Linked DNA regions of Homo sapiens: all the other regions are linked to region 2. A link is a loop called in an ENCODE intact Hi-C map of the cell type or tissue named here. Cell type or tissue: chondrocyte. All regions are shown on one strand. Region 1 overlaps SPO11 (SPO11 initiator of meiotic double strand breaks). Region 2 holds the start of BMP7-AS1 (BMP7 antisense RNA 1). Region 3 has its middle 120 kb from the start of BMP7-AS1.

Evidence for each region. Hi-C counts contacts between places; a loop is a spot of excess contacts. Peaks named below come from ENCODE experiments on the same cell type or tissue, not always from the same donor. Only the 100,000 strongest peaks of a DNase experiment are listed, where the experiment ranks them.
Region 1: a loop joins it to region 2, with 2.1 times the contacts of the local background. A loop is called at or near these places in 4 of 110 quality-filtered maps.
Region 3: it touches region 2 in a loop (2.8-fold over the local background); 4 of 110 quality-filtered maps call a loop at or near these places.

The regions. Positions count from the first base shown.
Region 1 is chr20:57,331,772-57,339,771 of GRCh38, forward strand. It overlaps SPO11 (SPO11 initiator of meiotic double strand breaks), which reads left to right. Exons shown (of 13, transcript NM_012444.3): 2 at 62-175; 3 at 1,417-1,505; 4 at 1,916-1,982; 5 at 2,216-2,324; 6 at 2,979-3,065; 7 at 3,648-3,684; 8 at 4,027-4,136; 9 at 6,505-6,604; 10 at 7,218-7,255. Among named protein-coding and RNA genes, the nearest start is that of SPO11, 6.0 kb to the left of the region's middle. In chondrocyte, CTCF peaks have their summits at 925 and 3,847 (motif pointing left); no DNase peak of the experiment used is centred here.
Region 2 is chr20:57,209,345-57,217,344 of GRCh38, forward strand. The region is part of intron 2 of BMP7 (bone morphogenetic protein 7); the gene reads right to left. BMP7-AS1 (BMP7 antisense RNA 1) reads left to right here and starts at 4,352. Exons shown (of 4, transcript NR_110631.1): 1 at 4,352-4,732; 2 at 5,024-5,151; 3 at 5,461-5,604; 4 at 6,164-6,522. In chondrocyte, no CTCF peak of the experiment used is centred here; DNase peaks (open chromatin) are centred at 3,830 and 4,826.
Region 3 is chr20:57,086,352-57,094,351 of GRCh38, forward strand. No RefSeq gene overlaps it. Among named protein-coding and RNA genes, the nearest start is that of BMP7-AS1, 120 kb to the right of the region's middle. In chondrocyte, CTCF peaks have their summits at 3,448 (motif pointing right) and 5,918 (motif pointing right); DNase peaks (open chromatin) are centred at 3,570 and 4,950.

The DNA.
Region 1 (8,000 bases), 120 kb after region 2:
TACATATTAAAAAGTCAAAATTTATGATTAAGATGGAATCATGCTCTGTTTATTGTTTCAGTTCTGAGGTTCTTGCATCTATAGAAAATATTATCCAAGACATAATCACAAGCTTGGCAAGAAATGAAGCACCTGCATTCACGATAGACAACAGATCAAGCTGGGAAAACATAAAGTGGGCATTTTGCATTTTTATTTTTTAAATGCAATATCTATGTCATTATTAAAATTATTTGAATTAGAGTTCTGGTCATATTTTTTTCATTTTATTGCCTTTACCTTGCCAAAAAAAAGGATTTAGGAAGTTTACGAAATACATACCATACAGAGAGGTTATGTAAACTAGAAGTAGGTGTGAAAGATGAGGCAAAGGAAAACAATGCTAGCACCAACAGAATGGAGCACCAGAAGAGGTTAGAATTCCAAATGCATGTGATAAAGTCTCATAATTTTGCTAAGAATAGGCACCATACTTGGAGCTAAGCTTTCTAGCAGTCAGAGGGGGAGATGTCATGGGTGCAATTCTCACATATGCCACAAAAGCAAACCACTTGCTCAGGGGAAATATAACCAATCCTGATACCAGACCAAAATAAAAGTATCCTGAACATAGAGCACATTTAAGGCTTTCTCCTGACAGATCTTCTGCCCCTGCTAAATCATGTGTCCAAAAAGGGTAAAATCAGCAAACAGCTTTATCAGAATTCTTGAACCTAGTTATACCGGTTTTTTCCAGCCTCTCATATTTTTTAAGAGATACAGAAACAAAATGAAAGGAATTTTGAGTCTCCTTCATCACTGTTGTTTTATGATCTATATAAGTAATATAAGCTGTATACTTTTCAGTCATGTTTTGAAAGATGGATTTTATCTAGCTTTGAAGCAGCTTACACCTGACATATCCACCTGGTGCCTTCTGCCACCTTTAGGGGAAGCTTGGCAGTTCAACTTAACCTAATAAAATTGTTATTTTATGTAATGTAATTTTGCAGGTAAATCAGAAATGAAACATTTCAAAGCTTATTAAATTGAGTAAAATTATTAAATGAGTAGGTTATTAAAATGAGTAAAGTACTAATTGTGAAATATTTGAAAACATTTTACATACACTAAAAATGTCTTCCCAGTAAAAAAGTATGCACACACACAAACACACTCCCACACCCCCTAATCAAAGGTGTTAGCTCATTTATGTTAAATGGTTTATCTTAGTGCCTCTGTATGTCACAAACCTAATTTCCTAGTTATCACCTGGAATGATCTATGCTCTCAAACCAGTTGATCCTAAAGCTTCAGTGCTTAAATTGAGAAGAAATGTGGGTTTTAAATGATGTGCAGAAGACCATAAGTATATATTGTTTGGTGTTTAGAAGTTGTCTTTTTCACTTTTTTCCTTTGCTTTAAACAAAATGACAGGTTTGAAGATTCTGTGGGTCTTCAGATGGTATCCCATTGCACCACCAGAAAGATCAAAAGTGATTCACCAAAATCAGCTCAAAAATTTTGTAAGTTAATTGTTCTTAGCTTTTGGTAATAAAGGATAAATAAATTTTGTTATCTTCTCAATTTTATTTGTTGCTAGTTAAATAATTTTACCTGTTTTTAATAGATCACTTTCATACATAAAATAAATTTCTATAATTTTTCATTGTCAATAACTATGGAAGTAGGTTATCAACATAAACATTTTTCAAGGTATATGGTTCAGTGCATAATTATCCTCTCAGTTTTGCTATCCATAGAGCAATTAATTTTAACTGATTCTGCAGGTAATTGTTCTGTACTTAACCCTCCCATTTTGGAAAGATAATTTTTTAAATGTTAACTAAAATTAAGTTAAAATCCTTGATAGCAGTATCTTTTGAATCAGTAAGAGAAATGATGAGTAACTTGTTTGTTGAATTTTATTTTCCAGCTCTAATCCTTAAAATATTGTCCATGATTTATAAATTAGTACAGAGCAACACTTATGCAACCAAAAGGTAAATATATTGTTCTAGTAAATTACTCTTCAAAATGTAATGTGAGAAATAGTTGGATTAACTTTTATTATATGCTTTGAAAAGTTACATAAGACTAAACTATAGCTCATAATTTACTTTCTTTATATGTTGTGTTTTCATCCAGTTAAAGCTTTCTTCAATTAACACTGTAATACTTGTCATATTCAAAAAGAATATAGTTAATTAAAAATATGTATTTTAAATTTTCATAGGGACATATATTACACTGACAGTCAACTCTTTGGTAACCAGACTGTCGTCGACAATATTATCAATGACATTTCTTGCATGTTAAAAGTGTCAAGGAGGAGTCTACATATAGTAAGTAGTACCTAATACAAAACATTTTATTTTAAAACAAAATGTTTGTATAAAACATAATTTTTTTTTTTTTTTTTGAGACGGAGTCTTGCTCTGTCGCCTAGGCTGGAGTGCAGTGGCGCGATCTCAACTCACTGCAAGCTCTGCCTCCTGGGTTCATGCCATTCTCCTGCCTCAGCCTCCCGAGTAGCTGGGACTACAGGCGCCTGCCACCACGCCCGGCTAATTTTTTGTATTGTTAGTAGGGACTAGGTTTCACTGTGTTAGCCAGGATGGTCTCGATCTCCTGACCTCGTGATCCACCTGCCTCGGCCTCCCAAAGTTCTAGGATTACAGGCGTAAGCCACCGCGCCCAGACAAAACATAATTTTAAAACATAATATAGTCTTCTTTTGCTATTATTTGATGCTTGCATTTTTCTCACTATAAATTTAAGTAATAGATTCTCAATATATTCCTTTGGGTGAATGGACCAAACTGATGAATTACCAAATATTTTTAATTCCTAAATCCCTTACATATTTTCTCTTTCATCTCTGAAATTTCAATCCAAGTGAAAATGCCAGTAATTCAGCAGATGAACACAAGGAGTGACTTAATAGCATAAAACATATTCGTGAAGCAGGTTTCAAATATGTCTATTATTTTTTGCAGTTATCTACATCAAAAGGTTTAATTGCTGGCAACTTAAGATACATCGAGGAAGATGGCACCAAAGTGAATTGTACCTGTGGTGCAACGGTAAGAAGCATCATTGAAGTTTTCACAGCTTTAACTCTTCTAGCTCCTTCAGTTTTGAAGCATAATTTTATTTCTTGCTTTATTATGTAACCTAGAGCTTAAGATTTCAAAATAAAACTGAAAGATGGATAGGAATATGCTTTACAGAACTGTACATTACATAGTTTCAAATTATGCTAATTGTCAAATGTCAGATTGAAATAAACATACAAATATAACTCTTAAAAATGCACTATTATTTTCAGATAAAGTGTGGCTTGGTCATTTTAGCATGTTATTTAGTAATGTTCATAAAATTTTCTGGTTCTGAAAGTAATATTTTTAATACTAAACTATTTGCTGGGCTTTGATACAAAGAGAGCCCACAGTACTAAACTTAGTACCCCTGTTGGGAGAATTGCTGTGAGTCATGTGCCGGTTTTCTTACTGAGGGGTAAAGCTGTTTTCTACTATTTTTTAACAGAGGAAGAAGTCTCTGATGACTGGTATGGTCAAAGAAAAATAAAAACAGAGGGCTTTGTGATAAACTAAAAATGTGGTTATTTTGCTTTTTATGTAAGATAAAAACTTTTTTTTTAAAAGGCTGTTGCTGTGCCATCGAATATTCAAGGAATTCGGAGTATCCTTTAAGTGGGAAAACTATTTAAACTTTTGGAATGTTCATTCATTCATTAATTCCTTTGGTAAGCCAAGCCTTCATAATGTGTAAGGAACAAGTTAGGCCCTGTAGCAGTCAAGATGAACACACCATGGTCCCTTCTTTAGTACTCTTTTAGGAGCTCACCATCTAGTGGAAGAGACAGATATCTGAATATATGAATAGATGTGTTTATATGTTTGAAGGTACAAACTAAAATGTTGTATCTATAGCTGCTTTTGAATTATCTATATGGCACCTTAATTTAGTTGGTGATTAAATTGAAATACTCTTGCTTTCAATTTATCAGCCTTAACTTCACAGATTTAGTTACAGATGCAAAGTTTGTATTAATTGTAGAAAAAGATGCAACATTTCAGCGGCTCCTAGATGACAACTTTTGCAACAAATTGTCTCCTTGCATCATGATTACGGTATATTATCTAACTTTACTACAATTCCAAGACTAATGTATACTGTTATGGTGATTGGTAAGAGGATTTACAATATTATCTACACAATGTCCTGTTTTCAATATAATGCATCCTTTGGGATCATAGAACGGGAATTTCCAATGTGTTTATTTAAACATCCTCAAAGCTGGCTATCACCTCAAGTTCTTTTTTTTTTAATAGAGACAGGGTCTCGCTCTGTTGCCCAGGCCGAAGTACCATGGCATGATCATAGAGCACTGTAACCTTGATAAGTTCATGTTTCTAAAACCACACTCAAAAGCTTTCTTCCTTGAAAAGCTGAGTGTTCCTGCCACTTGTCCTGTGGCTATCAGTGCAGACACTGCAATGAGGTCCACACGTCAGAGTCAGTTTGACTTACTCCTCACATCCCATGGTCACCAAGTCCTTTTGAATTGGCCTTGGGAATCTCTTTCATTTCAGCCCTTTCTCCTTAATCCTTCCCCTTTCATTCTTACACAAGACAACCACCTGGTAGCCTCCAGACAGGCCCCTGACTTCAATTATCTCTCATCCCTGCCACACCAGACTTGTCATTTCCCTCCTTGCCAGTTCAAAAACTTTTGGTTTTGTCTGATACTTCTACTCCAAATCTGGATGCCTCTGTGGAACTGGTCAGCCCTTCTAAGACTCCATTCCGCCTCCTCTCCAGGGCAGCGCTCCTCACTGCCTCCATAAACATCTCTCGCAAATGCCTCTCAAGAAGAGGCTGGGACTCGAGGGCCATATTAGGAAGAGCCATTTTTCACCAGGTCCTTTAACCCTGTTTGACTCCTCTACTGTGTTCATGTGCTATTATTTTTCCCAAAGAACATTATGAAAATACACTAAATACTCACGATGAGCTAGGACCCCTGCTAAGCACTTGACATAGTAAGAGTTCACATTTACTGGTGTTTATCACATGTCAACTTGTATAGGCTCTCAATGGCCTTAGGAGGTAGGTACTAACATCATCGTCACTTTAATAATGGGGTACTGGAATGCAGGAAGGTATTTTACCACGTCTCTATGGCTATTCAAAACCAGGACTGGATTTGAATAGTTGAAATCCATGTTGCTATAATGCCATCACTTGGTGTGATAGGCATATTTATGCTGATTTTATAGATAAAGCCATGGCCTAAAGAGACTAAGAAACTTGCCCAACATCACACCACTGATGATGGGCAGAGAGGGAATTCAAACTCGGAGCTGTGACCCGAAGCCCATTCTGAATCTCTAGGGCTACTCTGCGCTCTTCCTCTGCTCTCTGTTTCATTTGGTTTTCTGCTTTTCTCTAACATTGTTGTAACACTCTTCAATTTACTTTTCTACATAATTATTATTTTAATGACTTCATAATATTATCCCACCATTTAAGTTTTATTAAACCCTAAATTTAAGCCAGGTACTCTTCTAAGTGCTTTATGATTATTAAATAATTTAATTCCTATAATAATCTCATATGTTGTTACAGAGCATCAAACCACAGAGTGGTTTTGTTACTCATTCAAGTTCATGCTGCTAAGAAGTAGCAGAGCTGAGATGCGAGCTCAGGCTGCCTAGCCCCGCAACTGCTGCAGATCACCGCTGTACTATGCTGCCTCTCCACATCCCTGTTGTTAGATATTTTGGCTATTTATATTAGTTTGCGCCATTTTAAATAACACTTCAGTGAGCATCTTTAAATATGTAGGATGTTTATTATTTCTGTTTTTGCTGAAATATTTCCTTAGGACCATTTCCTAGGACTGGCATAATTCCCAGTCCTTCAGTCTGTTTGTATATAATGTACATTTTTTTTTCACAGTCAACACCAGTCTTTCAGCACCTGAAATCCAAGGTAGGAAGATGTAACCCTTTTTTTTGGTGCTGTGACTCAGATATGAACCAGGGTTGCTGTGGCCACATGCAGAGTACTAACCGTTGTATGAGCATAACCTATAATTTATTATTACTATTATTATTATGATTTTGAGGTGGAGTTTCACTCTTTTTGCCCAGGCTGGAGTGCAATGGCGTGATTTCGGCTCATTGCAACTTCTGCCTCCTAGGTTCAAGTGATTCTCCTGCCTCAGCCTCCCGAGTACCTGGGATTACAGGCGTGTACCACCACACCTGGCTAATTTTGTATTTTTAGTAGAGACGGGGTTTCACCACGTTGGCCAGACTGGTCTCAAATTCCTGACCTCAGGTGATCGATCCCCCTACCTTGGCCTCCCAACGTGCTGGGATTACAGGCGTGAACCACTGCGTCCAGCCTAACTTTTAAATTATTAATAAGAGTATAATTGTAACCATTTTATTCTACTGAAGTTAAAATTCTTAATTTTCATCTTCCTTTTAGGGAAAGGGAGTTCCTGATCTAAACACAAGACTTTTAGTCAAGAAACTGTGGGATACATTTCATGTTCCTGTTTTCACTCTTGTAGATGCTGATCCACATGGTAATTTATCACTGGACTATTTACAACAATAGTCATAACTAAATCATATTTGTTGTTGTGTTTTCTTCCTCTTTTTTTTTTTTTCTTTTTGAGATTGAGTCCTGCTCTGTCACCCAGGAGTGCAATGGCGCGATCTTGGCTCACTGCAACCTCCACCTCCTGGGTTCAAGTGATTCTCCTGCCTCAGCCTCCTGAGTAGCTGGAACTATAGGCACATGCCACCATGCCTGGCTAATTTTTTATATTTTTAGTAGAGACGGGGTTTTACCATGTTGGCCAGGCTGGTCTCGAACTCCTGACCTCAGGTAATCTGCCCACCTCGGCATCCCAAAGTGCTGGGATTACAGGCAGGAACCACCGTGCCCAGCCTGTAGTTGTGTTTTCTACTCTCGGGACACTTATGAAACATTTTAAAAGAAAATGATTACATTAAAATTTGGTCTATAATTATTTGACACAATTTATCGTTACTTTGTCATATTAAACTGAGAATGATAAATTTTTCACTGGTGATGTCCACAAAATTAAAATTATAGATAGATAAAATTTGAGAGTGCAAATTAACCTGTAATATGTAAGGAGACTAATTTTATAGTTAACTTTCTTTTAACAGGCATAGAAATAATGTGCATCTATAAGTATGGATCTATGGTAAGTATAGAAAAGCAGTTTTCCTTTTTTATTATTTAGACATTTTATATTCATTGAGGTGATTTCTGCATTTATTAATCACCCCCAAGCAGGCTGAGAGTGCCCAAAGTGTACCTGAGGGCCTAGTATCCTATTCTAGGAGCAATCTGTGTGTCGGTGGCTGTGACTCCAGCTCCCAGTATGACCAGTGCAAACACAGATGACAGAGTGGGATTAGCTGTGGGCAAGCAGCATTATTATCCTGCACTCTCTTGGCATACTGAAGGAACTGTGGGGCTCTGGGGTGACAACAACGCTGTCTGATCACCAAATATACTCGAAATATTATATAGAGCCTTGAATTCTGACTTTTCTAATCCCTTTTCTCCCACCATAAGGAGAAATGGAAACAATAAATGTCACCACCAGTGTCTACAATTACCATATACCAGTGGTCTCACAGTGTGGTCCTAAGCCAGGAGCATCAGCATCATCTGGAAGATTCTTAGAAATGCAAATCTCAGTCCCCATCCAGAACTACTGAGCCAAAATCTCTAGGGGTGGGATCCTCCAAGCATTCTGATGCATGGTGAAATTTATAGCAGATGAAAAGGATGGTGGAGCAGGGTGTAAGATGGGGAATCATGAACAATAAGAAATGTAGGTCAGAGGGCTTCATTTATAGTTTGCTTTAGAAAATTAATACAGAAACACTATATAGAAGTTGTGGTTGTTGTTTTGTTGCTGTTTTGAGACAGGGTCTCAC
Region 2 (8,000 bases):
TGAGGCAGGAGAATCGCTTGAGCCCAGGAGGCGGAGGTTGCAGTGAGCTGTGATCACGCTATTGCACTCCAGCCTGAGTGACAGAGCGAGACCCTGTCTCAAACAAAAAGAAAATAAAAGAAAGTAGATTAGTGTTTGCCAACAGCTAGACAGGTAGGGAAAATGGGGGTAACTGTTAGTGGGTATGGAGTTTCCTTTCGGGGTGATGAAAACATTCTAACATTAGACAGTGGTGTTGGCTGCACAACTCTGAATGTACCAAAAACCACTGAATTATACACTTCAAATCTTAATAAAGCTATTTTTTGAAAATGGATAAGGCCAATCTAAGCCCCAAATATAGAGTATGGTGCCATTATGTTAACAATTGTTTTAAAGTGTACACACAGCTGCATGAAACATTTACACGCATACACACCAGAGTGGTAGCAACAATTCACTGTGAAGTATTTTGCTTCCCTTTACAAGCTAACACATGTACGTCAATATTGTCTCAATTTAGTAAGCATGCCCTATTTCTGGAAAAAGCTAGATCTGTATGGGGCAACATATTTCCATGTTATACTTGAACAGCAGAACAAACCTAGGTGAGGGGGCAAGCCTGGCTCTCATCTTCTTTCCTGGGTTTGGACAGTTTTTTCCACTCCTCTAATCTCAGAGAAAGGCAGCAGAGCCAGGGGACAGGCCACACGTCTGTTGTCTATAAACTTGATGATCCTTCCACTTTCTCAGGCTGTTTCTGATTAAAGAAACAGCAAGACCCCAAAAGTCGTCTTCTCTTCTCTTCTGAAACTGGGTTCTCCCATAGCCCTGCTCTGCAAGGCATGAACCGCTGGTGACCCCAATGCCGCCGCACTAAGAGGCGTTAATATTTAACCACCAGCCTGGGGACAGCGTGCTGCTGGGCTTTCAGGTGCCTCCTCCCAAGGACGCCCAGGTGAATCGGCTGAAATCTAATTCTAGGGGAGCAGGACGAGGAACCGCACATCCCCAGGCTCGTTTCCAGTGTCTCCCAGCCCACCTTCCCCTGGAAAGTTCTACCACAATGGAAAAGGGGATATTTTAAAATCTCAAACGTGGGAAGGCAGGAAGTCCTTTTTTTGGCCTCTGGCTACCTACCTAGAGGCTATTTAGAGACTGATCCTCATGGGCCTTCACCCACCACCCGCCTCCCAGGGGAGTAAGACTCCCATGTGGGATGCAGGACCCGGCCTCAGCGCAAACACAGATCCAGGGAAGATGGCCCTGAAACTGCCCCAGGGCAAAACAGAGCGGAGTTGGGAGTCTGAGGATCTCTCTGGCCCTGAGGCACCCAGGCACGCGTTGGAGCCACAGGAAACACGAATTCCAACATGGCCACACAGTGCACACTGTCTCGTTACCTGGGACAGTCCCCATCCTGTCTGCGCCCACCATCGGGGCTCCTTCAGCCTCCTGCCCCTGGGCCCAGCCATCCAGGGTCTTAGGAGCAGAACAGGCCCTTGGAAATCCATTCTGGTCATTTTAATTTTCAGCTTGGAAAGATGAGAGAGTTTTTGTCTTGCGCATGGGCAGCTGGTGGCTGAACGAGGATTAGACACCAGTTCTGGGCCATAATTTAGGGCAGTGTAATGAAAAATGTTCTCGCCATCACAGCCTGAGAGCCAGCCTGATATCCCCCTCTGCTACCTTCAGACACAGCCCCCCACCACCTTCAGGGAGCAGGCGCAAGCCAGGGTTGGAAGGGCCGCATGTGGAATCACCCGGCTGGTGGCCGGGGGCCCTCAGCACCCTGACACCTCGTACTGGGCACCTACTGCACACTAGGCTCTTAAGGGACACTCTCCCACCTCCTCCTCCCTCCTCCAATGAGGTCAGTACAATCCGCATCCCCACTTAATATCACCTTAATACCACCTATTACATGGGGATGGGGATTGTACAAAAACTGAGGGGCAGGGAGGCTCAGGACACGCCTCTGCTGGGAGCAACAGGCCCCAGGCCAGAGGTTACTCGAAGCACAGAAAGCCATCTCCAGGAGCCCCACCCAAGTTAGAGGAGGCAGGGCAGGAGAGGACGGGGCTGGCCCAGGCCCACCATCAAAAAAAAGGAAAACACACTTCAGATGATGTGGTAGGCAGAATAACACCCCCTCAGACACATCCAGGTCCTGACCCAGGAAGCTGTGGGTATGCCACCTCCCAGGCCCTGATCCCAGAAGCTGTGGGTATGCCACCTTCCACAGCAGCAGGGACTTTGCAGATGTGATGAAAGATTTTTGAGTTGGGAGATTATCCTGGATTATCCTCATGGGCCCAAAGGAATCATAAGGGTCCTGATAACAGGGGAGGCAGGAGGCCAGAGAATAAGCTGTGACAGCGAAAGCAGGGGTCAGGGTGGTGTGACTGCGGCTGGGAACCTTGAGCCAAGAAAGGGGGCTCTGTCTCCTAGAAGCCAGAAACAACAAGGAAACAGATCCTCCCCCAGGCTCTCCAGAAAAGATGCAGCCCTATGGACCCCCTGATTTGGGCCTAGTAAAACCCATTTCAGACTTCAGACCTCCCAAACTCTAAGAGAATAAATGTGTGTTGTCTTAAGCCACTAAGTTGGCGGTCACTGGGCTCAGCAGCTGGAGGAATGAATACAGTTTCTCTCCTGAGATCCACACTGAAACGCCTCCTCTCCACAGGTGCTCTGCTAGGAGCCAGAGACACAGCGGCAGCCAGAGATGGAGCTCCGGGTCCAGAGGCTGGGCGTGCGTAGCACACAAGAGGGTCATTCAAACCCTAATTAAGTGGCGTGAAGGAGGGAAGAGGCCTCTGGGTGAGCAAGACAAAAGAAAAGGACTAGATGTGAGGTGTGAGGGTGTGCGGGGAGGACGTTTTATAGAAACATCTCCCGAAGGGGGTCAGAGGATGAGCAGAACTAACACAGCTAAAAGGGCAGGGAAAAGCGTTCCCGGCAGAGAGAACCGAATGCGGAAGTCATGATGAGAAAGTAGTGAGGAGAGGGCACAGGTGCACGATGTCCCCTGCAGGGCCTCTGGCCGCGGGAGGTCAGGTCTTGCTGAGCGCTGGGAAGCCGGGAGGAGTTCTAAGCAGGAGTGGAGATGACGGGCTCTGCCACTCGCAGACCCAGCTGACTCGCTCCCCGACCCCTAGTCTGACCCTCGCCCTCGCCTCACTCTGCTGCTCTTTGGAAAACTGCAGGCCGGACATTCTGAAGGCCTGCATGTTGTGAACGGTTGCTGGGCCGCAAGGATATTCCTCAGAAGAAAAGGAGCAAGAGAGCGAGCCAGCGAGCATGGCCAGAGCATTCCCAGGCTAGCATGATGTCATGGAGGGAGCACAGGCTTGCGGCTGCGGTGAGTCAGGCCGGGAAACTGCAACCCGCCGTGCACCTGGAGTCAGCCCAGCAGCAACCCCAGCCTGCAGGGAAGCCCGGGAAGGAGATCAAAGGAGCCCAGAAGGAAGCCGGCCCCACCCTGGCAGCCAGCTCCCGGGTCCAAGGGGTGCCCCTTCTGAGCTGCAGGCTGGGGAGGACTCAGCCCGGGCCCCAGGCTCCCCCACCTCAGCTTCAGGGAATGCCCTGCTTTCCTGCCAAATCATAGAACAGTCCCTGGCATCCCCCAGACGGGAAGAGGAAGTCAGGGAGGTCCAAGGCTTTTTAAAAATACACTTTCTTGAAGACGGTGCATATCCAGGAAGGCTAAAATTAAAGCTTTGGGGAGTAAGGTGGAAAAATACACAAAGAGGCACAATATCCTCCTGCCCCAGACAGAGCTCGGGTGGCCACCCACGGCCCTCTCACCCACCCCACGGCTGTCTGTCTCCCTCTGGGCAGGGCCAGCTGACTGCAGACAGCACCAACCCAGCCACTCATGGGAAAGTCAGGAAGATGCCCGTCCAGCACCCGGAGGCCAGCGTTGTCACAGTCAGAAGGCGAGTCAGTGGCCCTTATGTTCTAGCCCTCAGTTTCTCCATCCACAAGACAAAGGGTTTGGAGTTTATCAAGGTCTCAAAAACTGCAACTTATTAATAGGATAGCTAAGAGAGGAAAATGAGAGGATCAAAAATCCAAAATGCTCTGTGGTGAAATGAGGTTGGGAAGCACCACATGACACATTGCTCCTTAGAGATGTCATAATGCACCTTAGCTCTTTAAAGGCTCTGAAAAGTCCTGCTGCAAAGAAATGTCTGCTCCGGCAATGGAGCGCAGTAACGAGCCGTTCAAACTTGTGTCAAGGTGTGGATCACAGAGGCTGGGGGTCAAGAGGGAAGAGAAATACAGCGACAAATGGAAGGCTCTCCCTCATTAGAGACACAGCCACCAGCAGAGACAATCAGGGGGTGAGAGGCCCGGAATCCTCTTTGTGATGAAATCCCCAGAGTGGTCCTCGGGTCCCACAGTGGGTGCTCAGGGATGTAGGCTGTAGGGCTCCAGGCTCTGAGTTGAGGAAAATTGGAGTTAAATTTCAGTGAAGTAACCCTGAGCAAGTCAGTCTCTGTCCATCAGGTTCTTTTGTTTGTAAAATGGAGGTAGCCATGAGGATTGTTCTGAGAATGAGTTAAATGGAAAGATATGCTCAAGATGCCAGCGCAAAGCCAGAGACTCAAGGTTCGCAGCTGGTTGGAGCAAACCTCAATGTCAGTGTGAATCTTCCACCATGGGATTCAAGCTGCCTTGGCTCTAAAGTAAGATCACAGCTGCAGTGAGCTGACCCCAACTCAAGATGGAACCATCTTAGAACAAGGTGCGGAGCGAGCCCTCTGAACCGTATGGTACCTGAGAGGCGAGCACTGTTGTCCCCTCTCACAGGTGGGAGACTGAGGCTCAGAGATATGCAGGTAGTGAATGGAACCACCCCAGAGCCTTGTTCCAGCAAAGTGTCACCCCTGCACGGTGATGGTTTGATGGTGGAGGGAGAGCTACCACCCAGAGAACCCGGGGGTTCCCCTTCCACTCTTCTCACCCCGCACTCCCCCTGCCCCAGCAGCTTGCAGGGGCTGAGCAATTAACTTCCCTGCCTCAAACCCTTTATCAGCTCTTAGGATAAAAAGCCAAAGCTCTCTAATGTGTTCTGTGATAAAGAAGACTATGGAACTGACAGTCCAAACCGAGAAACTGGGGAGAGAGAGGAGGCATTATTGTCAACTCCAGGTCATCCAACCTGTAAGGCCCTGGATGGTCCGGCCCCTGTCTCCACAGCCTCCTCCCACCCAGCCCTCCTCATCTGTGCCAGTCTCCAGCCCACCACAGCCCCTCACACATGCTGTTTCCGCTGCCTGCAACACTGTTCCCTGCCTTTTCACCTCCCTCACACCTGCCTGTTCTTGAGCATCCCAGGGAAGCGTCCACTGATGCCCTAATGGTGCATCCACGTCGGACACGCTCCAAGCCCAAGTCCTCTCCCCTGCGCCATCTGGGCTGGAGTTTCAGTTTGTTTGTATAGTTTTTTGGGTTCTCCTCTTTTCCTGCCAGGTTTTAAGCTTTTTGTCAGCAAGAACCAGCCCTATTTTATTCAGCCCTGGAGCGGCCTCTCCACCAGGCACACAGCTTAGCACAAAGCAGGCCTCAGATGCACGCTGGACAAATGTGCTGGTATCCTCTGCATCCTTATGGCCAGTAAGGTTTTCTGGTTTCACTTCCAATAGTTTACATTATTAAAAGAGAAATGGTAAATACTTTTTCAGATTATTCAGGTAGCTCCAGAAATGGCTCTGACTCACAGTTCACTGGGGCCTTAGCCCACCCAGCCCACTCTATGTCCCACTGGGCACCCACACTCCCAGGCCATGGGCACCCAGCTGCACATCCTAGTTGAAGGGAAACCCTCATCAGCCCCTGGGCACCTCCATACCCCCCACCTTCACAGGCCTGGCTATGGAACCAGGGGGCTGTCAAATTACCTCAAATTGACCCCTCACTGGAAACTGCCAGGCTGCATGGGCTTCCGGTTGAGTGCCCCCATTTACTGTCCCCATCACCTCTTCGGAGCCACCTCCTTTCCCCACATCAGGCAAAAATCAAGAGGACTCAGGTGGGCAGAAAGCAACAGCTGGGAAGAAAGCACATCTCACATTTCCTTTTGGACCTGACTCTTGTCCCTCTTTGCTTAAGATATCAGGGTTTGAGCCCCAGAATTTCTGGAAAACTGGAGGCTCTACTGTTCCATTCAACCCAGGCATGATCCATCCAGAAACCCAGTGGAACTGAGCCGCGAGCTGGATTCCAGCTCACAGAACACACCAAGAACTCTGGTGAAACATCAAGAACTCTGGGGGGTCCCCCCAGAAAAATCTGGGGGGCACTGCAGAGCTTCTGACACGGCTCTGGGGGAAATCCCACACGGATGGGCAGCTGCCTGCATCTGGCACTGTGGAGGTGGGCGGGCAGCCATGGAGGATGGGGAGACTCATCTTTCTAGACTTCTCCTGGGGACCGCATTTCCTCCAGCCTCCAGGTCCAGACCAAAATAGAATGAGGTAAATTCAGCCCCTTTCCTGAAGCACACTCAAGGAATAAACAAGCACCACAAATACAGTCTTCGGGCTGGGTCATCTTTCCAACCTCATTTTTTTTTTTTTTTAAGAGAACCACAGGCTGTTTTAAGATTCCAAACCCAGAGACAGAAAAAGTGCAGCAAAGCAGGGCGACAAGGGGAAAGAAACTTGACAGTGCTTTGCAGACAGAAACAAGTGACGCAATTTCCAAATTCAAGATTCTCAAAAACAGAGGCTGGGTTGGAACATCTAGAGAAGGCCAGAGCGGGCTGTTCTAAGACTTATTCTCACGGTAGCATCCTGAAGCCGGGGGGGTCCAGGAAGGGGGCAGGCTGAGGACATCAGCTTGCACTTGGTAGGCCCTCACCAGGTCCCAGAAGCTGTGCCGGTGCCAAAGCTGCCCCTTGCCAGGAAGCCCTCCCGGCTGCCCTGTGTGGTTGACACTTGGCCTCTGTCATGCTTCAGTGACCCCAGAGGCAGGTCCTGAGTCAAGGACTTGAATGCAAGTAGTTTGTCTGAGAGGTGACCCCAGGAACCACCTGGAGAGGGCGGGGAAGTAAGGCAAGCTTGGAGATTGTCAAAACAGAACACTGTGGGCCTGGGACTTCAGCCCGTCAGAACCTCCTGGAGCAGCTCCAGAGGGGTGCACCTGAGGACGAGGGCGCTGTCTCCTGAGGGCGAGGGGGCTGTCTCCTGAGGGCGAGGGGGCTGTCTCCTGAGGGCGAGGGGCTGTCTCCTGAGGGTGAGGGGCTGTCTCTTGAGGGCGAGGGGCTGTCTCCTGAGGGTGAGGGACTGTCTCCTGAGGGTGAGGGGGCTGGGGAATTCTCCATAGACCTTGACTCCGACTCCTCAGTGGGTCAGAGAAAGTTCCCCGCAGAGCTCCCACATAGGGGAAGGTGTGTGGGGAGGGGAAGCCTCGAGGTCTGCGGCTCAGCGGGTCCATCTCTCCGAGGAGGAGTGGAGGCCCTGTCCAAGGTGGCAGTTGGTGAGGCTGACATGGTGGGAGTCACCACCTGAGCAGCCAGACATGGGCTGGAGGAGAAATGCTGTCTACATTCATGGCAGGGACCCCCGCCAGGACAACCTGTGGTGGCATCTGCAGAGAAAAGACTCAAACACCAGTGATGCTGGGGAAGCTGGAGGATCCCTCTTATGTCCAGGAGCCAGACTAGGGCCTCAGAGATGCTTTTCCTACTGCACCGTGAGCCCCCGCATGTGGAACACCCAAGGGGAAAGGGATGGAGGCAGGACTCAGCTGGAGAAAGCTTTCCAAGGAGAATGACCATGACAGGTTTGTTGGGAGGCTCCTGGTTCCAGCTCTCAATCCCACTTGCAAACCTGACTCCCAAACCACCCCACCCACCCTCTCCCACTTCCGGGACCTGTGGGTTCAACCCCAGAGCAAGAGGCTGAGCCCGCTCCCTAAGCCCACAGCATGGAGGGGAAAGAGCCTGCTATTGAGGACACCTCAAGTGCCATCTTTAAAGCGCCCCTAACTAGGCCCTGGGGAAGAGTTAG
Region 3 (8,000 bases), 120 kb before region 2:
AGGAAGGCAACCAAGGGTGCCTGCTGCCATGACCTTGTTCCATCCTTGAGTAGCAAGCACATCTGTGAGTGTGTGTTGGGTCCACAGGCTCAATAGTAACATACAACGGGAGCAACCCCTGTGGTAGGCAGCAGCACTTCCGAATCCCCACTCCTCACCGGCCGTTCATCACCAGAAACGTGGCTGAGTCTTCCAGGGCAGGACGCTCTGCCCACCCAGGCCATTCTCTAGTGGACAGACCTGCCTTCTTTTAGTCTAGCCCTGGGATCTTAACTGGGGAGGATTTTGCCCCCCTGGGGCATCAGTAGCTGATGTCTGGGGACATTTTTGGTTTTCCTGACTGGGAGGGAAGATTGCTAGTGACATCTCGTGGGTGGAGTCCAGGGATGCTGCAGATGCCCCACAATGCACTGGCCGCCCCCACCGTGAGTTACCCAGCCCCGAAGGCTGATGGTGCCATGGCTGAGAAAACTGCTCTATCCCAGGGTTTTGCCATTACAAAGTCATGCTCACAAATGCGTGAACGCTGTTACTTATCGACATTACAGGAGATTTTCAAAAATCGTGTTAACAGAATGCAAATGTTAGCATCAGAACGTAAGATCCAGCTTTGCGGCAACTTCGCTGTCTCAGGGGCTCCCTGAAGAAATCCTGCACCGTCTCACTTCTCACATGGCCCGTGCAAAGCTGCTGTCTAGGTGGAAAGCTCTCCCCACCCCAACCCCGACCCCTTCCCCATTCCCTTCTAACCGCCCACACCTTTCAGGGCTTGGCTGAGAGGCCTCTTCCTTCAGGAAGGCGTCCCTGACCTCTAGACCTCAGTGGTCCTACTGCCACCCGTGTGTGCTCCCTGGTCACGTGTCTGCTGTTGAACAGCCACTTGTGCGTGCTCCCTGGTCACGTGTCTGCTGTTGAACAGCCGCGCCCGCCTCCCTGCGGCCTTGCTCCTGCCCTTCCTTCAAGGGAGCCTGTGCGCATGCTGGGCTGTCTTTGCAAGCTCCCACGCCACCTACCTGCCAACCAGGTGGCTTGAGAGGGCTGACGAGAGCTCACCCTGCTGCACCTCTCTCTATGATCAGACACACACCTGCTCCGCATTGAGACTCGAAAGCGCAGGCTCCAGAATTGTTTTTTTATAATGATTTATAAAAATAACATAAATCAAAAATTACTGCTGGGAAGCTGTCCGTTTCCACACACATCTGTACCTGTGGCTTTGTGCATACAAGGCTGACTCACAGGCTGCCACTGAAATCCTCTGGAATAAAATCAGGTTGGCATTTCTTCTATTCAGCACTGTACAGAATAAACCCAGGCAAGACAGGAATCAGGAGGCTTTTAGCTACAAAGGAACACACTTCTACCAGAGATGCTTTTAATAACTCTTTATCATTTTCATCACGAATCCAGAGGAGGGTGGCAGTGCCAGGTTGCTCGCTGATGGACTCAGTGACATTATCAGAGACCCAGGATCCTTCTACCCTCCACATGTCAAGTTTGGTCCTAAGGCTCATCTCCTCATGGCGCACGAGGGTTGCACCAGCTCCAGCCATCACCTCCTCACTAGCTATGTCCAGATGTAGAGAATAAACATTTCCTTCTAGAGTCTCTTTTTAAGACTAAAGAAACCGCTTCCCAAATTCCTTCTGTGGACGTCCCCTCTGGACTTATGAACTTCAGCCTGTGTCTCTTCCTAACGACACTTGGCAAAAGGAATTGATTGCTCTGGTTGGCTAAGACCAGGGGTGGCAAACGATGGCCCGGGGCCAATTCCATCCGCCATCTGCTCTTGTAATAGCCACATCCTTGTGCTTGCTTGTAGTCTATGGCTGCATTCACACTACAGTGTCAGAGATTATATGCCTAAAGTATTTACTAGTTGGTCCTTTACAGAGAAAGTTTGCCAGCCCTGGTTTGGACTCAGATGGATGACCAGGGCAGGACAGGGCCATCCGTGAGCACATAGAGAAAGGGGTTGGTGTCGGGGGTGGAATCATTCAGGTGGGAACACAGAGGTATCTGGTTCAAATCTGGCTTTGCCTCTGACAAGCCATGTGTCCCTGGGGACCCCCTAATCTCTCTGAGGCTTAGTTCCTCCGTCTGTAAAAAGTCAAACCTTTCACCGTTTCTGTGTGGATTAAACAAGGTAATAGACACAAAGCACCTGGCACGGAATAGACCCTAAGCGTTATGTTCCTTTTAAGCCTTTCCTAATGGATTCTATGCTGTTAGACTCACCCCAAAAGAGAGGCTGCCACAGGGATTTGCGGTTTGCTAATTGGAATCCAAACATTGCTTCTGCTGTTACAAAAGCCAAGTTACCCAAAGTAGAATTGGTTTTAGGAGCTTTTTTGAAACTAGAAAGAGCTGACAATAAAAACTCCAAAGGAGACTTGTGCAACTGGTGATCATGGGTGGGAAGGGGTGGACGGGATGTCTTTTCTTGAGGGTTTTAGGATCCAAGAGTGTTTTGCTCCCAGAGATCTTTGTTGTTCGCTGCATGTCAAGGCAGGGGGCTGAGCAGGAAGGATTGCTGAAGACGTCCTGGTGACACGCATTGAAGGCTGGGGTCCCCAACTCCAAGCCCTGAGAACCTCTTATAATATCCTGGCCACCCCCTATTTTGGAAGAAAATGGCTACCAAACAAAATGTTTTCATTAAGTCATTAATTTTATTTGTTTTTTTTTTTAAACCGATCAAAAACATATGTATTAGCCAATCTGGACTTCTGCTGAGACCAGAAAGCAAGAGACACAGGGTAAAAAGAAGAGGCTGTGGGTCTAGACAGACCTGAGTTTGCATCCTGGTTTTCCACTTTGGCTGTGTACACCTGGGGCAGGAGACCTCAGGTCTCCAGACTCACTTTCCTCATCGGTAAAATGGGGATCAGAACAGCACCTCCTTGCTAAGGTTCTTGAAAAGATTTGATAAGCCCAGTTAGGAGGTAATATGATGATGCAGGAAGGGCGTCAGGGCCTGGTGTATAGTAGATGCTCAACAAATGTCAGAGACTATGTTTTCTAGTATATATATGGCTCCAGCACTGCAAGGCAGATACTAATGCCATTTTTCAAAAGAGGATACCAAGACTCAGAGAGGTAAAGTAATTTGTTCTACGTCACACAGCCAGGAAGGGCCAGAGCACAAGTCTGGGTGGCTCCAGGACACCAGTGAGTAGATATCAGGCTACTTGACCACCGGACAGTGACCAGGAGACCCACTGAGTGGCCATGATTCCTGCCTGAAGCAGAGCCAGGCGTTGTTTGAGTCGGGGCTGCCTCACCTTAGGAGGTGGCCTTCTATTAATAGCAGTGTTGACAACAGCCTCTAGGTGCACATGCCTGAGTCCACCCCAAAGTGGGGACCAGGAAGATCCCCAACCCCAGGGGAACCAGGAAGAGGCTGCCCCAAGCAGCCACAGGGCACCCTGGAGGACCCCCCGGCGGCCAGCAGAGGGCAGCAGCCACCTGTAAGGGAGGAGGCCCTTGGGTTGACACAGGCAGGAGAGGGGCTGCCCAGCGCCAGGTGTCCCTGCCTGTGTCCTGACAAAGTTACAACAGTGGGGACCCTCACGGTTCTGACGAGGTGCCAGGACAGTCCTTTTGGAGCAGGCACTGCTGCTATGACCAGGCCTTTCACAGAAGGTGTCTAAGTGGCACGGCACCGGTAGGGAGCTGGGCCCACGCCCTGACAACCTCCCCACCCCCAGGGCTCCTTGCACTTCCCGCAGATCCAGAGGCAGGAACCGTGCAGGTGCACACAGCCCGGGAGCTGGGATCCTCCGAGGCCAGCACAGCTCATACCTGTTTTCGAGACGCAGGAGCTGAGATTCAGAGTGGGAAGTTATCTACCCAGTGTGATTCACGGAATAATGTCCAGAGCCTGTGAACATGTCACTTTACATGGCAAAAGGGACTTTGTAGGTGTGATTCAATTAAGGATCCTGGGGTGGGGAGATATTCCCAGGTTAGCTGGGTGGGCACAGTGTGATTCCTTATAAGACGGAGGTAGGAGGGTCAGAGTCACACCAAGGCCATGTGACAGAGCAGCGGAGGTTGAAGTGATGCAGGGAGAGACTCCACCGGCCACCACTGGATTTGGGGAGGGCGGAAGGGGCCACAGGCCAAGGAATGTGGTGGCTTCTAGAAACTAAAAAGGCCAGGAAATTGGTTCCCCCCAAAGCCTCAGGAAGGGATGCAGTCTGCCACTCCTTGATTTTAGCACAGTGAGGCCCACTTCAGACTTCCGAGCTCCAGACTATGAGATCAAGTGTTGTTTTAAGCCACCAAGTTTGGGAAAATTTGCCACAGCAGCAAGAGGAAACGAACGCACTCAGGTGCTCCTGCCACACACACTCACAGTTGCACAAGCTGGTGCAGCTCCAGACCCACACACCTCCACCACCACACACTCCGCCATGCACACACACCTCCACGCACACACACCTCCACCCGCACACACACACACCTTCACCACCACACACTCCACCCACACACACCTCCACCCACACACCTCCACCCACACACACCTCCGCCCACACACACCTCCGCCCACACACACCTCCGCCCACACACACCTCCACCCACACACACCTCCGCCCACACACCTCCGCCCACACACACCTCCGCCCTCACACACCTCCACCCACACACACCTCCACCCACACACGCCTCCACCCGCACACACCTCCACCACCACACACACCTCCACCCACACACACCACCCATGCACACACCTCCACCCACACACACACACCTCCACCCACACACACACACACCTCCACCCACACACACCACCCACACACACCACCCATGCACACACCTCCACCCACACACACACACCTCCACCCGCACACACCTCCACCACCACACACATCTCCACCCACACACACCACCCATGTGCACACCTCCACTGGCACACACCACCCATGCACACACCTCCACTGGCACGCACTACTCCACCTGCGTGCGCCTCCCACCTGCGTTCACCCTCCACCTGTGTTCGCTCCCACCCACTCATGCCTCTCCACCCGCAAAAGTGTGAGTGCTGAGGCTGGGACTCAACCTGAGCCGCTGGCTCTGGATTACTGGGTCCTGCCGGGCTGGCCAGGCCTGGTCACAGGCCGGGTCCCAGTCAGCAGCTCTTTACCTCAACAAGGAGAAGGTTGGGAGGTCGCTGGGATTGTCATTACTTGTCCACATTAGTCAGGGTTCTTACCCTTCCCTCATCTCTTTCCCCATCCCCATGCCTCCCATTCATTCATTCAGTCATTCATTCAGTCAGTCAGTCATTCCTTTTCTCAACAAATACATATTTACTAAGCACTTACTGTGTGCCAGGCAATACAGTACTGAACAAGGCAGTCTGCTGAAGGAGGCAGACACAAGCCCCGAGAGGGGGTGATGTGACATCATGGAGGGCTTCCTGGAGGAGAGAAAGTTGTAATGACGAGATGCCAGGCAGCCAAAGCAGAGAGGGGTTCATCGAACGACCACATATGAGGCACTCGCCATGCCAGCGGGCTGGCAGCTGGATAAAGTGAGGTCCTCCGGGACTCAGGTCCAGTAGAGAAGTCAGGCACAGCATAGGGGGTGCTGGGAGGTGGACCCCCAGGAGAGGGGGGAAGGGGAGGAGACAGAGGTTACAGGAGGAGCCCAGGGAGGGCAGCGTGGAGAGAGCATAGGCTCAGGGGGCACAGCCGGTGTCCCTGCACCTGACTCGCAGTGCGCGCTCGGGGAACAGCTGCTGGGTGGCGAGTCAGGGGCAGCAGGCCCGCTCGGCAACCACAGCTTTGGCTTCATTCTCAGGACCTGCGTGTAGCGAGCGACTCCGCACGAGCTTGCCCTCCGCAAGGGCCTGCAGAGAGAGCCGCTCCCCCGCACGCTTCTTGCCACCGGCTGAGAATATGCTGAGCACCCACCAGAGGGCGTCCGCACTCACTGTGCCCCCGGCCTGCGCTCTCACAGTTGACAAGGGACACGCGGGCACGCGCGCAGCCTCATGCTCACGCACTCACACGCATCCAGTCCCTCACACACTGAAACACATATTCACACACATGCTTGCTCACACACAGACCCCTGCACATTCACTCACACACACACTCATACAGATGCACGCTCCAACATGCAGGCTCGTGCACACACACACTCAGAAACACTGTCACACACACCCCTTTCCACACAGCCAGCATGCCAGGACAGGCCTGTCATCCCCCTGAGAGTTGCCTGTGCCCTACCCAAGGTGCCCTGCAAGAGCCCTGCCCTGAGCGGTGACCCCAGAGCCTCAGACTTGCGGGGAGGGGTAGGGACCTGCCAGGTGGCCATAACATCCCCAGAGGCCTGCGAGTCCTGCCAGGGCCAGAGGGCAGTGAGGGTCCCCAGGCCGGGACACACCCCGACAGGGATCAGTCCGTCCAGCTGGGAGGACCTCCCCTCTGACCCCTCCTCCACGCAGGCCCAGCTGGAGAATAAGCACAGGCACACACACTTCCAACCCACCGCCTGCATCCATTACAACCACCCTTCCACCCGCACAGACTTGCTGGGAGCCGGGAAGATGCCAGCCTGCTTTTCTGCTCTCCCTCCTTCAATCCGCACCGGGGTCTAGGGAGCAGGCGCTGTCGTGATGATGCCCGCTTTACGGAGAGGAAACTGGACTCCAGGGTATGGGGGCTGCCAAGAGCAGCACAGGAACCGAGCCGGTGGGCATCCGCACCAGCCTCCTGACCCTCCCCTCTTGGGTTCCCTGAGTTGGTGGGAGAGCACCCAGCCCCTGGGCAGGGAGGCCAGGTGCCCGGCTGCCCAGGCGTGGGAGGGGCAGAGCCCTGCCCACCTGGGGTGGACACGGCACTCCAGGAGGGTGACAAATTCACTGGACCTTGGACAGGCATGAGGGTGGGGGTGAGTGATTGTGTAGGAATATTTGTGGGGAGGTGCTTGTCTCTCCGCACTGTGAAATGGATGCTCAGAGAACTCCCCACGAGGCTGGTGGGAGGGTGGGTGGGGGAGGGGAACGCCTGTGTGACGTAGAAATAATGACTCGGGCAGTGCGACGGCTCATGTCTGCGGGCACCTACGTGCAGGCTGTACTCCTCGTGTACACATCTATTAATTTGTTTAGCCCTGATGGCCACCCTATGAGGCAGGCACTGTTGCCATCCCCCTTTACAGAGGGGAAACTGAGGCACAGGGCAGTTAAGTCAGGGTCCTGCCTGAGCTAGTGAGCAGCAGAGCCAGGGTGCAGACCTGAGGAGCTTCCCTCTAGACCCAGAGCTTCCTCTGTCACAGATGGCCATGAGCCTGGCGGCGTAAAACAACACCCACATGTCACCCTACAGCTGAGGTTGGATGCCAGCTGTGCCCTTCTCTTTTCTGGCTGCTCCGAGGCCTCATCCCCATCTTCGCCTCTCAGAGCGCATTTCCCTTGCATCTCCAGTCCCTTCTCCCTCCATGGGTGCTGCTGTGTCCCCGTCTGCGTGCTCCTTCCCTGTGTCTGTCTGTAGGCGTCTCTATGCATCTCCATACGTGTTTCTGTCTCCACCCCACCCCTGCCCTGCGCTGTCCCTTTGAGTGGAGCAGGATGGCCAGGCCCTCCCATGTGGACAGATCTTGCTGTTCCTCATGGAAATTCAATGTCCCTGGGCCTTGGATCTCCTTCCAATGTGGACCAAGCCTGGGTCTTGCTGTGTCTCCGGGTATACCGGCTGCAGCCGCCTAACCTGAGACCCTGCTGAGGGACTCAGCCCTGATCTCCGGGGCACCCTCTGCCCAGCTGTCCTATCCCCCCCTTTGTTCCTGCCTGGTCACCCCCACCTCAGTGACACCCCCCACCCGCCACTCAGTAGAAGCCTCAGACCTTCCCTGCAGATGAAGGGGAGTGGGGGCAAAGGGAGGCCTGGAATCAGGGGGTTGTAAAATCGTGTCCTGGAATTTGCTGGAAGCAGAAAAGTCCCCCATAAAAGTCTTTGGATCCCTCATATTCGGTTTCACGAGCCAGT